2 separate regions of the Homo sapiens genome follow, and region 2 is linked to region 1. A link is an interaction called in ENCODE POLR2A ChIA-PET data of the cell type or tissue named here. Cell type or tissue: OCI-LY7. All regions are shown on one strand. Links, peaks and the distances in the headings refer to the core of each region. The heading gives the core; the rest is flanking DNA.

Region 1 (5,801 bases), core at 495-5,494:
AGGAAGATTAAATGAGATAACACATATAAAACGCTTGGTACAGGAGAAAGGTGGGGAGCGCTCAGTAAATGGTAACTGTGATGACGAATAAAGTGCGGGCTGGATTGGGAAGGCCAGGAGGGGGCACTGAAGGCTTTTGAGACGGGGAGTACTGCAGCCTGTGTTTTAGGGAGATAAATCCAGCGGGTGCACCAGAGACAAGGACAGGGGCATGGCCAGAGGCTGCGGGCAGATGGGAGGTTGGTGTAATAGGGGCAAGACATTGAGAGGTGCCTTGGAGCTCAGAGAGGGGGAAGCAGCTGCCCTGGGGCAGAGAGAGGCTGGGGCAGGATGGCTCTGGGCTTCTAGGCTAGGAGGTGGGCTGAGGGCAGGCAGGCTCTGGGAGAGACGTGCTGTGGGAAGTGTCTGGCTGGGGTGGGGTGGAGAGGGGGGCTTCAGGGGACAGCAGAGAGGGGAGGTCTGAGGCATGGGGAGGATCAGGACCAGAGTCAGAGAGAAAACTTTCAGCCACAGGGGTTTATGGATGCCTCAGGATAGGTGAGGCTGCTCCCAAGAAGGAGGTCCTGAGGGAGCAGGAGGTGAGCTCAGCTGCACACAGAGGACTCAGTTGGGGAGACTCCCTCAAAAGTGGCAGCCACCCTGAGTCACTAAGTCTGTGACTCACCTCTGGCAGAGAGGAGGCAGGACAAGTAACAAAGCTGGTGCTTCCTGGGATGTTATCTGTGGGCCAGTCCCTGGTTTGCAAATCCCTTCCGTGCATGAACTTATCTAAAGCCCTATGAGGTGGAGCTAGTACCGGCACTATCCCATACTGCAGATGGAGAAATTGAGGCCCTGTGCGGTGGGGGTTATTCCAGACTCTTCGGCCAGGACACAGGCATTTGGCTAAACCTAGTGTTTGTGGCAGGGTCTGTTCTGATTGGCCGATGCCTGTCCTACTGGTTAGTCAATGTTTTGAAGGTCACCCTGGTTACACAGCTGGAGGAGGCAGAATCCCAACTAACCCCTGGGGCTGGAGCCCTGGTCTGAACCAGGATCCTCTCTCCGTCTAGCGCCGCAGCGCACCTCAGGACAAGTAATGTGCGTCGAAGGGCTTTGGAAACTGCAAGGCACAGTATAAATAACAGGTTCCTTCATTCCTCCTGGGCAGGAACTTTGGCCTCAACAGTTCCTTCTTTGTTGAGGCCAAAGAAGCTGGGCCATGAGAAGGCAGAGGAAACGCTGCTGTGGGGAACCAGCATTCTCTCTGCTTACTCAACGGGGAAAGTGAGTCAGAAGGGAAGCCTCCCTGAGTGGAGCCCCATGGTCAGCCCCTGGGAGGTTCTCACGTGCCAGACGCCATCCGGCACTAACCAGGTTAGCCTGGACTTGTCCCCAGGGCCCGTCCAGGCTCTCCTGCAACTGGCCACCAGGGGGCGCCGCTCCCCCAGCCTTCCTCTTACTGAACCTACCCCCCACCACCCCCCCAACAACCTGCTCGCGAGAAACCAGGCCTTGGAAGGAGTCCCGGGGAGCAGGCACCAGAGACTTTGAAAAGTGGCAAAAACGCGGGAGATGCTGAGTGGAGGTGGGAGTTCGTCCCTGCCCCACTGGGAGGGAGAAGGGAAGGGGGGACGGAAACCTACATATACCCATTTTCAATTCCCAAACCAGCCCTGTGGAGGAGTGCCTGCTCCCATTTTACAGATGAGGAATTTGAGGCCCAAAGATGTTGGGTAAGATCAAGAGGCTAGGGACAGGCAGCGCTGCGTCATTTGCTTCCAAGGTCAGTTCCTAATGGGACCACAAGCAAATGCTAGCTCATTTGGCCCTGTTGCCTAGCGGGGTCTCCCCCCCCGCCCCCCGTTGATCCTATGTTCTGAGTCGTGGCCAACACCACAACCTATTCCCCCACTGTGTTCCAGCAACAATTCCAGCTGCCCCTTCTCCAACCTGAACTTTCTGGAAGCCTGGGCACCTGCTTCATTGTTTTCCAGGGACCCCCATCAGCCACCCATCCCACACCCTCCCCATCTGGGCAGAGCCGGGAGCCCCCTCTGCAGCCCTGTCCTGCTTGACATCCCTTCCCCACCCCAGGGACCCCGCGGGGTCAGGCTTTGCTCCTCGACACCCCACGGTAGGCAGCAGCACGAATAAACAATGGGACATTTGAACCAGGAAGAGCCTGTGGTTGAGGCCAAAACAGGCACCAAGGTTTTCTCTCAGCTCCTACCAACTCCTTTTATGGCCTCTGGGCCCAGTTCCTTCTTCATAAAAAGTCAGAACTGGAAAAGGCCTCGAGTCACTGGGTCCAACCTGAGCCAACACTTTCCTTTTCTATAGAAAAAACCCGTCGTGCTGCCTCCCCGGCTCCAGCCAGGTTTACAGCACCAGGATCTGGGCCGGCAGCGTCCTTCACCGGAGGGAAATTCTAACCCTGGGGCGGGACCTGGGCACGTCCGCCGGGGAGGCCCAGTCCCTGCACCTGTAAAATGGGGGGCGGGCCTAACCGTAGCTTCTTCAAAGGCCCCCCGCCCCCAGCTTGAGGTTCTGTATCTAGCCCCAGGGACCCGCCCTAACGAACATCTATTTCGGCCCCCTCTGTCCAACCGTTTCCTTCCCTCTGCCCTGAGAGCTGTAGGCAGCTCGCGTGTGTGGGCGCACGTGCGTGCAAGTGATCATGTGTGTGCAGGAGCCGGTGGCGGCCAGACGCAACTCGGCACAGGCGTCCGCGCCTGGCTCTGTGCGCGCCCCCGAGATGCCGGCCTCCCCTAGTCAACCAGGTGGCCGTGTGCAGCCCCGGGTGTGCTCCGCGGGTACCAGCCCGGGCCGCTCGCCCCTCGCGGCCGACAGCACGCGGTGCGCGGCATCTGGAACGTGGGAGCTTCTGGTTCCCAGTCCCGGAGACCAGCGCCCCCTCCCCGCCAGGGATTTTTTCTGCTCCGCGAGGCGCGCTCCGGGGCGGGGGCCGAGAGCAGCCCCGCCCGGGCCGGCCTGCTAGGGCGGCGAGTCTGCCGGGAGCGCGCCGCCCCCACCCAGGCGCCCCGATGGGTTTTTCCATGACTGCATCCGGCCTCGGGCCGCCTTTGTTCCCGCCGTCCCCGGCCTGCCCGCGAAGCGGCCCGCCTCTCCCTGCGCGCCTGGGATTTTCCAGGGCTCAATTGGAGCACTGGCGAGCCGCCTCCCCGCCCCCAGCCTCCCCTGCCCCGGCTGCCCCCGAGTCCTGTTTCAGGGATCCTAGCCCTCTCTCCAGACGCGCTGCTCTGTCCACTGTCCCCGCCTCCAGGACCTGCGTCCTCCCAGCCCCACATTTGTGCGCAAAGTTGACGGTCACCGGGCCCGCGCGCTTCGGCATCTCGCGAAGGCGCTGCCCGCGCCCTGAGTCCTTCCCTGGGGCTGTACGTTGGAAAGGACAGAGGTCTCCTCTGCTTCGCAGTTGCAAAAGGCTTCACGTTTTCACCAAGGGGCAGATGGGGCAGTAGGGGCCCTGGGAGGCCTGGTCCACCAAGGAGGGGGAACCCGCGCGCGCGCGCGCACGCACGTGGCCCGGCGCGCCCGGGAGACCTCCGTGTGATCACCGCGCGCAGCAGCTCCCGGGCGGAAACACCTCCCCCCTCCACGGGAAAGTGGGCTCAACCGGGGGCGGAAAGCGACACGGCTGGGGGACGACTACGTGCTCCCTTAACCCCCTTCCCGCTGTCAGTAAGGAAGTGGAGATAAACCGAAGAGAGGCCTTGGAGAAAGGAGCAGGGCGGGGTGAGGGAGTTGTGGGGGGATTATTTGAGAGTGAGGTCAAGCTCAAGAGCCCCAGGACCCTCTCAGATCCCCCGTGCCCGTGGGAACTGCGCGTCCGCCACCGATCCTGCCCGCGCCGGGTTGAGTTCAGTTTGTGTCTCCGCGCGCTGCGACTTTGCGCGCCTGGGGGCCTCCCAGCTATTGCCTGGCTATGCTGGCGGGAAAAGTGTAAGAAACGCTGTTTGCCCTGCAGGAGAAGCCAGATACGCATGGGGTGCTTCAGGCTGGGGAAAGGTGCCTGCCTCTGTGGGGTTTTTGGAATCCCAGGTGGCGCCCTTCCTACAGCCCGGCAGAAGGCAGCCATGCCTTCAGGTGGGGAAAGATCTGGAGGTGCGGGTGGGAGGAGGACGAAGCAGGAGGGACACCCGGATCCGCAAAGGGTCAGAGACCCAGAGCTGTCTTGCTGTGCCAAGTGAGAGGGAATGCCCCGTCGGCAGCTTTGAGCGCCAGCTCCCTGGCCTAACCAGTCATGAGGGAACGGGCAGGCTGCTCTGGAAGGGCCCTTCCTCCAGGTGTCCTCTTGATCAGCTTTGCCTGCTCTTTAAGGTGTCCCTGTGTCTCGGCCGCCTCCCCTCTCGACCCTCTTTTTTGCTCTCAGAGGCAGCACACCAGTCCCCATCCCCAACCATCCCAGGATGAGAATGTCTTGGTCCTGGCCGGGCGCGGTGGCTCACGCCTGTAATCCCAGTACTTTGGGAGGCCGAGACGGGCGGACCACGAGGTCAGGAGTTGGAGACCAGTCTGGCCAACATAGTGAAACCCCGTCTTTACTAAAAATGCAAAAAATTAGCCGGGTGTGGTGGTGTGCGCCTGTAATCCCAGCTACTCGGGAGGCTGAGGCAGGAGAATCGCGTGAACCCGGGAGGCAGAGGTTACAGTGAGCCGAGATCGTGCCATTGCACTCCACCCTGGGTGACAGTGCGAGACTCCGTCTCTAAATAAATAAAATAGGGCCAGGCGCGGTGGCTCACGCCTGTAATCCCAGCACTTTGGGAGGCCGAGGCGGGCAGATCACCTGAGGTTGGGAGTTCAAGACTAGCCTGACCAACATGGAGAAACCCCGTTTCTACTAAAAATACAAAATTAGCCGGGTGTGGTGGCACATGCTTGTAATCCCAGCTACTTGGCAGGAGAATCGCTTGAACCCTGGAGGCAGAGGTTGCAGTGAGCCGAGATCGCGCCATTGCACTCCAACCTGGGCAACAAGAGCGAAACTCCCTCTAAAAAAAAAATTAATTAATTAAAGGAATTAAAAAAAATAAAGCCTTGATCCCACACCTGGGTTCCCTGCTGCTCACAGGATAACTCAGATGCCCTTTGCCCTTGTAGAATTGGTGGGAGATTCCAGGAGCAGAGGCACAGCCCCTGGCTGGGGCCCAGCCCTGCCATAAGGGGAACTTTAACCGAGATACCTGCTTCCCTCCTCCATCAGTCCCCTCAACGCCATAGCAACAGAGGCCTTCAAGGTGCACAACTCCTCACCTAGTATGCTAACTGATATTGACTAGACCGATCAGACAAGCAGGCCCTCCTTAGACTCACCTAAAAATATTGGGGTGAGCAGGATGCCATCCAGTTCCCAAAATGATAGCACTCTGGCATCTCCTTTCTTCTTCCCTCACCTTGCACAGAGGAGTAAGTCATGTTTAAGATCTAGTCAATTCCGGTGGTGCCAATAGTAATGGTGCCAATTCAAGTGGTGTCAGATGGTTTCTACCTGTCCTCCCTGACCAGGGCCGGCCTTGGGGCAGCAGGAGAGAAAAAGAGCCCGTTGGCAGGTGCTTGATCCCAGTTGTGACTCCCATAAGGGGGCAAACATCAAAAGTTCTGTCACTCAGAGATGAGGTGATTGCACCACTAAATCCTATTTGCTGTTCCTTCATCCTCAGCTGTCATATCGACTGCTCACCCTTCAATCTCCATGTCCTTGCTCAGGCTGAGAATATTCTATTTTTGTTTTGGAGACAAGATTGCACTCTGTTGTCCAGGCTGGAGTGCAGTGGTGCAATCACGGCTCCCTGCAGCCT
Region 2 (5,801 bases), core at 200-5,199, 850 kb after region 1:
GGATTTCACACTGCTGATGACTTAATAGCTCCAGGCACCAGGCACCCGGGGCAAACTTCAGCAGTAACCACAGAGTGGGGGAAATTCAAAGAGTTTTGTTTGCTGATTTTTTATTTTAGGGGCTAACTTCTGGTCAGGTCTGTACCCTGAGCTCAGCCAAGAGTAATAAGGAATTCTCAGCTCTCCCTTCTGCTGTGGTTCACCTGCTCTGGATTTCTGGTGTTCATTGCAGATTCCTTACAGGAATCTTGTGTGAGCCACTTGGCCATTTTGGGGGATGAGTTCGGTTAATACCAGATCATATAAGCCGAGCGCGGTGGCTCACGCCAGTAATCCCAGCACTTTGGGAGGCTGAGGTGATCGGCCATCACCTGAGGTTGGGAGTTCAAGACCAGCCTGACCAACATGGAGAAATTCTGTGTCTACTAAAAATACAAAATTAGCTGGGCTTGGTGGCGCATGCCTGTAATCCCAGCTACTCAGGAGGCTGAGGCAGGAGAATCATTCGAACCCGGGAGGCGAAGGTTTTGAGATGGTGCCATTATACTCCAGCCTGGCCAACAAGAGTGAAACTCTGTCTCAAAAAAAAAAAAAAAAACAAGATCATATAATCCATCAATCCACTTAGACGCACTAAACTCTAATCCTCCGCAATCCGCTGAAAGCGTGCAATCCAGAGTGGGTATTGCATCAACCCCTGGTCTCGGGCACCAAATTCCCTTCTTCTGGGACACCAGAGAACTGCGTGGGGTGGTACCTGCATGAAGGGTGAAGGCGCCAGCATGGAACTTGATATTAAACATGAGCTCTTGGGGCGCCCACTGCTCAGGGCTGTGGCAAGGCATATGGCGAGCTGAGCAAACAGTAGGCACTCAGGAGTGCCTGACATCCCTTTAACCAAACCCCAAGGTCCAGGTGAGTTTTGAAGTACTTGAGTACTGGGCAGGATGCCCAGGCTGAGCAACTCCCTGTGAGCAGGGGTATCTCACTCCCTGCAGAGCACAGACCCCAGAAGGCACCACAGGTTCAGTCCCCAGCAGATTCGAAGCCCCCTGCCCATCGAGTTCCCTTGAACCCCTGCCCCTGCACAGATCCAGTGATTGGCACAGGAAGCCTCCAGATCCAGCGAGAGGAGCACACTCCGGCAGCCTCTCGGGAGGACTCAAGGGGGATCCCAGCTGTGCCATTCTGGCCTGGGTGCTGAAGTTGCATCTGATCGTGCCCTGGCCCCACTGGTTCTAGGAACAGGCCTCCCCACCAGGTTAGCAGCTGCATAACTGGCCTCTGCCCCTAGAGGAAGCCTCCCTGAATCTCAGCCTCCCAGAGGGGCTCCAGAGGCCTTCCGGAAGCTGTGTGGGATTTGCAGTTGCACCCCTTCATCTAAGGCGGCCCCAGGGTCTACTGACCCCAGCTGACCATTGACTGCCAGTGCACACACCAGACCCCAACACCAACAAGCAGCTGGAAGCTCCCCTTGATAGAACCTTGCCACTGGGGCTGCCAGTCTTTGCTAATGCGCTTGGCATGGTGCCTGGGAACCAGCCACATGGCTCTTGAGCTGCCCTTCAAGGAGGAAACAGAAGTCCCCTGTCAAAAGATGAGGCCACCATCCACCCTTAACAGGGAGGTGGCCAGGCCCTGGTACCCTGTTCTGGCACTTTCTTTGTTCACCAGATTTGCAAATTTGTTATCAGCCAGCACAGTTTCCCCACCTCCACCCACCCTGTCTGGGCTCCTTAGAGTAAAGGAAAATTCTCCCCAAGGAGCTGCCTTCAGATCTCTCCACACAGATTCCTGACAGCAGTCCCTGCAATGGTTTGGTTCCACAGGATCATAGAAGCTTTTTAAAATTATTATTTATGCAAAATATAGACAAGGAAAGATGCGATTTGACTGCACCATGTGACAGCTTCTTGGGGATTTGAGCTGCCTGCCGGTCCAATGAACCAGCCGTGAGCTGCTGCCAGAGGCTACGGGATCCTGGGTGGCAGCTGAGGTTGGGGAAGCCAGGAACCCATCTTACTCCCTTGCAACCTGATGAGCTCATGCTGGACACAGGCCCAGCTCGGGACTGAACCGTGTAGCCCTCTGGGCACCTTGAACCTTGCACCAGGGTGGTGGGGAGGCTGGGGAGGAGGAGGCATTCACTGTGACCAGTGGGGTTGCTTTATATGTGGATGTGTTTATAGCTTTTATTTTATGTGTGTGTGTGTGTGTGTTTATTCTTTCTTTTTTATTTTATTTTATTTTATTTTATTTTATTTTATTTTATTTTATTTTATTTTTGAGACAGGGCCTAGCTCTGTCTCCCAAGCACGATCTCAGCTCACTGCAAGCTCTGCTTTCTGGGCTCAAGTGACCTCCCAAGTAGCTGGGATTACAGGTGCGCACCACCACACCTGGATAATTTTTGTACTGTTTATAGAGACAAGGTTTTGCCATGTTGTGCAGGCTTGTCTTGAACTCTTGGGCTTAAGCAATGCACCTGCCTTAGCCTCCCAAAGTGCTGGGACTGCAGGCATGAGCCACCATGCCCCGGCCAGTTTTATTTTATTTTTAATTGATAAATAAAAATTGTATATATTTATGGGGTACAATGTGATGTTTCAATACATGTATACATTGCGGAATGATCAAGTCAGGCTAATTAGCATATCCGCCTCCTCAAATATTTATTATTTCTTTGTAATGAGAACATTTAAAATCCCATCTTTGGCTGGGCATGATGGTTCACGCCTGTAACCTCAGCACTTTGGGAGGCCGAGGAGGACAGATCACCTGAGGTCAGGAGTTCGAGACCAGCCTGACCAACATGGCGAAACCCCGTCTCTAATAAAAATACAAAAATTAGCTGGGCATGATGGCACATGCTTGTAATCCCAGCTACTCAGGAGGCTGAGGCAGGAGAATCGCTTGAACCCAGGAGGTGGAGGTTGCAGTGAGCCGAGATAATGCCATTGCCCTCCAGCCTGGGTGACAAAAGCAAAACTCCATCTCAAAAAAAAAAAAAAAAAAGTAAAATCTCATCTTTCGGCTATTTTTAAATATACAATACATTATTATGAACTATAGTCACCTTGCTATGCAATAGAACAGCAGAACTTATTCCTCCTAGTAGCTGTAACTTTGTACCTGTTGACCAACCTCTCCCCTTCCCCGTTCACCTCCCCTCTATGCCTGGCTTATTTCACTTCCTCTTGGTTCATCCATGTTGTTGAAAATGACAGAATTTCCTGTTTTTATAAAGCTGACTAGTGTTCCGTTATGTAAATACACCACGTGCTAAAAATCCATTTACCCGTTTAGGAACACTTAGGTTGTTTCCATATCTCGACTATTGTAAATAATTGTGTCATGACCATGGCAGTGCAGACATCTCTTCCGCATACAGATTTCAATCCTTTGGGTATGTACCCAGTAGTGGGGTTGCTGGATTATTTGATACAGGTAATTCTCTTTTTTTTTTTTAGAGATAGGATCTCACTATGTTGTCCAGGCTGCTCTTGAACTCCTGACCTGAAGCAGTCCTTCCTCCTTGGTCTCCTAGAGTAGAGGGCTGAGATTACAGGCATGAGCCACAACACCTAGCCCTCCAGTTAATTCTATATTTAGTCTTTTGAGAAACCTTCATACTGTTATCCAAAATGGCTGTACTAATTTGCAATGTTACCAACAGTGTATAATGGTTCCCTTTTCTCCACATCCTTGTCAACACTTACTATCTTTCATCTTTTTTATAACAGCCAATCTAACAGGTGTGAGGTGATATCTCATTGTGGTTTTAATTTGCATTTCTCTGATGATTAGTGATATTGAGCACTTTTCCATATAACTGTTGGCCATTTGTATGTCTTGTTTTGAGAAATGTCTGTTCAAGTCCTTTGCCTTTTTAAAATAGGGTTATTTGTTTTTTATTATTGAGTCATTTGAGTTCCTTGTATATTTTGGATATTAGCCCTTTACCAGTGTATGATTCGCAAATGTCTTCTCCCAATCTTTGAATTGTCTCTTCACGCTATTAACTGTTTCCATTGCTGTTCAGAAGCTTTTTAGTTTGATGCAATACAATTTGTCTATTTTTGCTTCTGTTGCCTGTGCTTTTGGGGTCATATCCAAGAAACCTCTGCCCAGACCCATGGCATGGAGCCTTTGCCCTACGTTTCTTCTAGTAGTTTTATAGTTTCAGGTCTTGCATTTAAGTCTTTGAGTTGATTTTGTATAAGGGGTAAGATAAAGTCCCCTTTTCATTATTCTGTATGTGGAGATCTAGTTTTTCCAAAACCATTTATTAAGAGACCGTTCTTCCCCCATTGTCCAAGACCAGGTAAAGTAGCGCATGCCTGTAATCCCAGCCCTCTGAGAGGCCGAAGTGGGAGGATCACTTGAGGCCAGGAGTTTGAGACCAGACTAGGCAACATAGCAAGCCCCATCTCTGAAAAAAAAAATTTTTTTTTTAATTAGCTCAGCATAGTGGCATGCACCTGTAGTCCCAGCTACTCAGGAGGCTGAGGCATGAGGATTGCCAGAGCACAGGAGTTCAAGGTTACAGTGAGCTATGATTGCATCACTGCACTCTGACCTTTTTTATGCTCTCTTAAGTGGGATTGTTTTCTTAATTTCTTTTTCAGACAGTTAGTTGTTAGTATAAAGAAACACTACTGCTTTTTGTAAGTTGATTTTGTATCCTGGAACTTTACTGAATTTGTTTATCAGTTCTAATGGTTTTTGGGGGTAACTGTTTAGGATATTTTATATATAAGATCATGTCAGCAAACACAGACAATTTCACTTCATCCTTTCCTATTAGGATACCTTTTATTTCTTTTTCTTGCCGAATTGCTCTGGCTAAGATTTCCAGTACCATGTGGAACAGAGCAGGCATCCTTGCCTTGTTCCTGATCTTAGAGGAGAAGCTTTCAACTTTTCACTGTTGAGTACGATGTTGGCTGTGGACTTGTCATACATGATCTTCACTGAGTTGAGGAACATTCCTTGCATACCTACTTTGTTGAGAGTGTCTTTTGTTTTGTTTTGTTTTGTTTTGTTTTTTTTGAGACGGAGTCTTGCTCTGTCGCCCAGGCTGGAGTGCAGTGGTGCGATCTCGGCTCACTGAAAGCTCTGCCTCCTGGGTTCATGCCATTCTTCCTCAGCCTCCCGAGTAGCTGGGACTACAGGCACCCACCACCATGCCAGCTAATTTTTTTGTATTTTTGGTAGAGATGGGGTTTCATCGTGTTAGCCAGGAAGGTCTCAATCTCCTGACCTCGTGATCCACCCGCCTTGGCCTCTCAAAGTGTGTTGAGAGTTTTTTTTACCATGAAAGGATTGAACTATGTCAAATGCTTTTTCTGCATCTATTGAGATGAATATATGATTTCTTGTCCTTCATTCTAATATGGTGACTCACATTGATTGGCATATGTTGAACCAAACTTGCATCCCAGAGATAATCTTTTTTTTTTTTTTTTTTTTTTTTGAGACAGAGTCTCACTCTGTCGCCCAGGCTGGAGTACAGTGGCACAACATTGGCTCACTGCAACCTCCGCCTCCCAGGTTCAAGCAATTCTCATGCCTCAGCCACCCTAGTAGCTGGGGCTTCAGGCATGCACTACCATGCCTGGCTAATTTTTGTATCTTTAGTAGAGACAGGAATTTGCCATATTGCCCAGGCTGGTCTCAAACTCCTGAGCTCAAGTGATCCGCCCACCTCAACCTCATGCTGGGATCACAGGCATGAGCCATTGCATCCGGCCCATGGTGAATGATCTTTTTAAGGTACTGGTGAATAGGGTTATCTAGTA

Evidence for each region. ChIA-PET counts read pairs that join two places held together with the same protein. Peaks named below come from ENCODE experiments on the same cell type or tissue, not always from the same donor. Only the 100,000 strongest peaks of a DNase experiment are listed, where the experiment ranks them.
Region 2: POLR2A ChIA-PET joins it to region 1 with 7 read pairs; 2 of 35 experiments call an interaction of 5 or more read pairs at or near these places.

Annotation. Positions count from the first base shown.
Region 1 is chr2:231,611,319-231,617,119 of GRCh38, forward strand. LOC105373928 (a long non-coding RNA gene) reads left to right here and starts at 448. Exons shown (of 2, transcript XR_923987.2): 1 at 448-1,567; 2 at 1,654-2,267. RefSeq lists enhancers at 971-1,220, 1,114-1,760, 1,761-2,406, 1,891-1,980, 1,991-2,040 and 4 more and a silencer at 2,871-3,250. In OCI-LY7, for the core only: CTCF peaks have their summits at 1,402 (motif pointing right), 1,603, 2,845, 3,996 and 2 weaker places; DNase peaks (open chromatin) are centred at 1,413, 1,813, 2,583, 3,523 and 3 weaker places; H3K4me3 peaks cover 3,357 bases; H3K27ac peaks cover 3,868 bases.
Region 2 is chr2:232,463,201-232,469,001 of GRCh38, forward strand. No RefSeq gene overlaps it. Among named protein-coding and RNA genes, the nearest start is that of ALPI, 9.9 kb to the left of the region's middle. In OCI-LY7, for the core only: no CTCF peak of the experiment used is centred there; DNase peaks (open chromatin) are centred at 3,241 and 3,671; H3K4me3 peaks cover 1,431 bases; H3K27ac peaks cover 2,235 bases.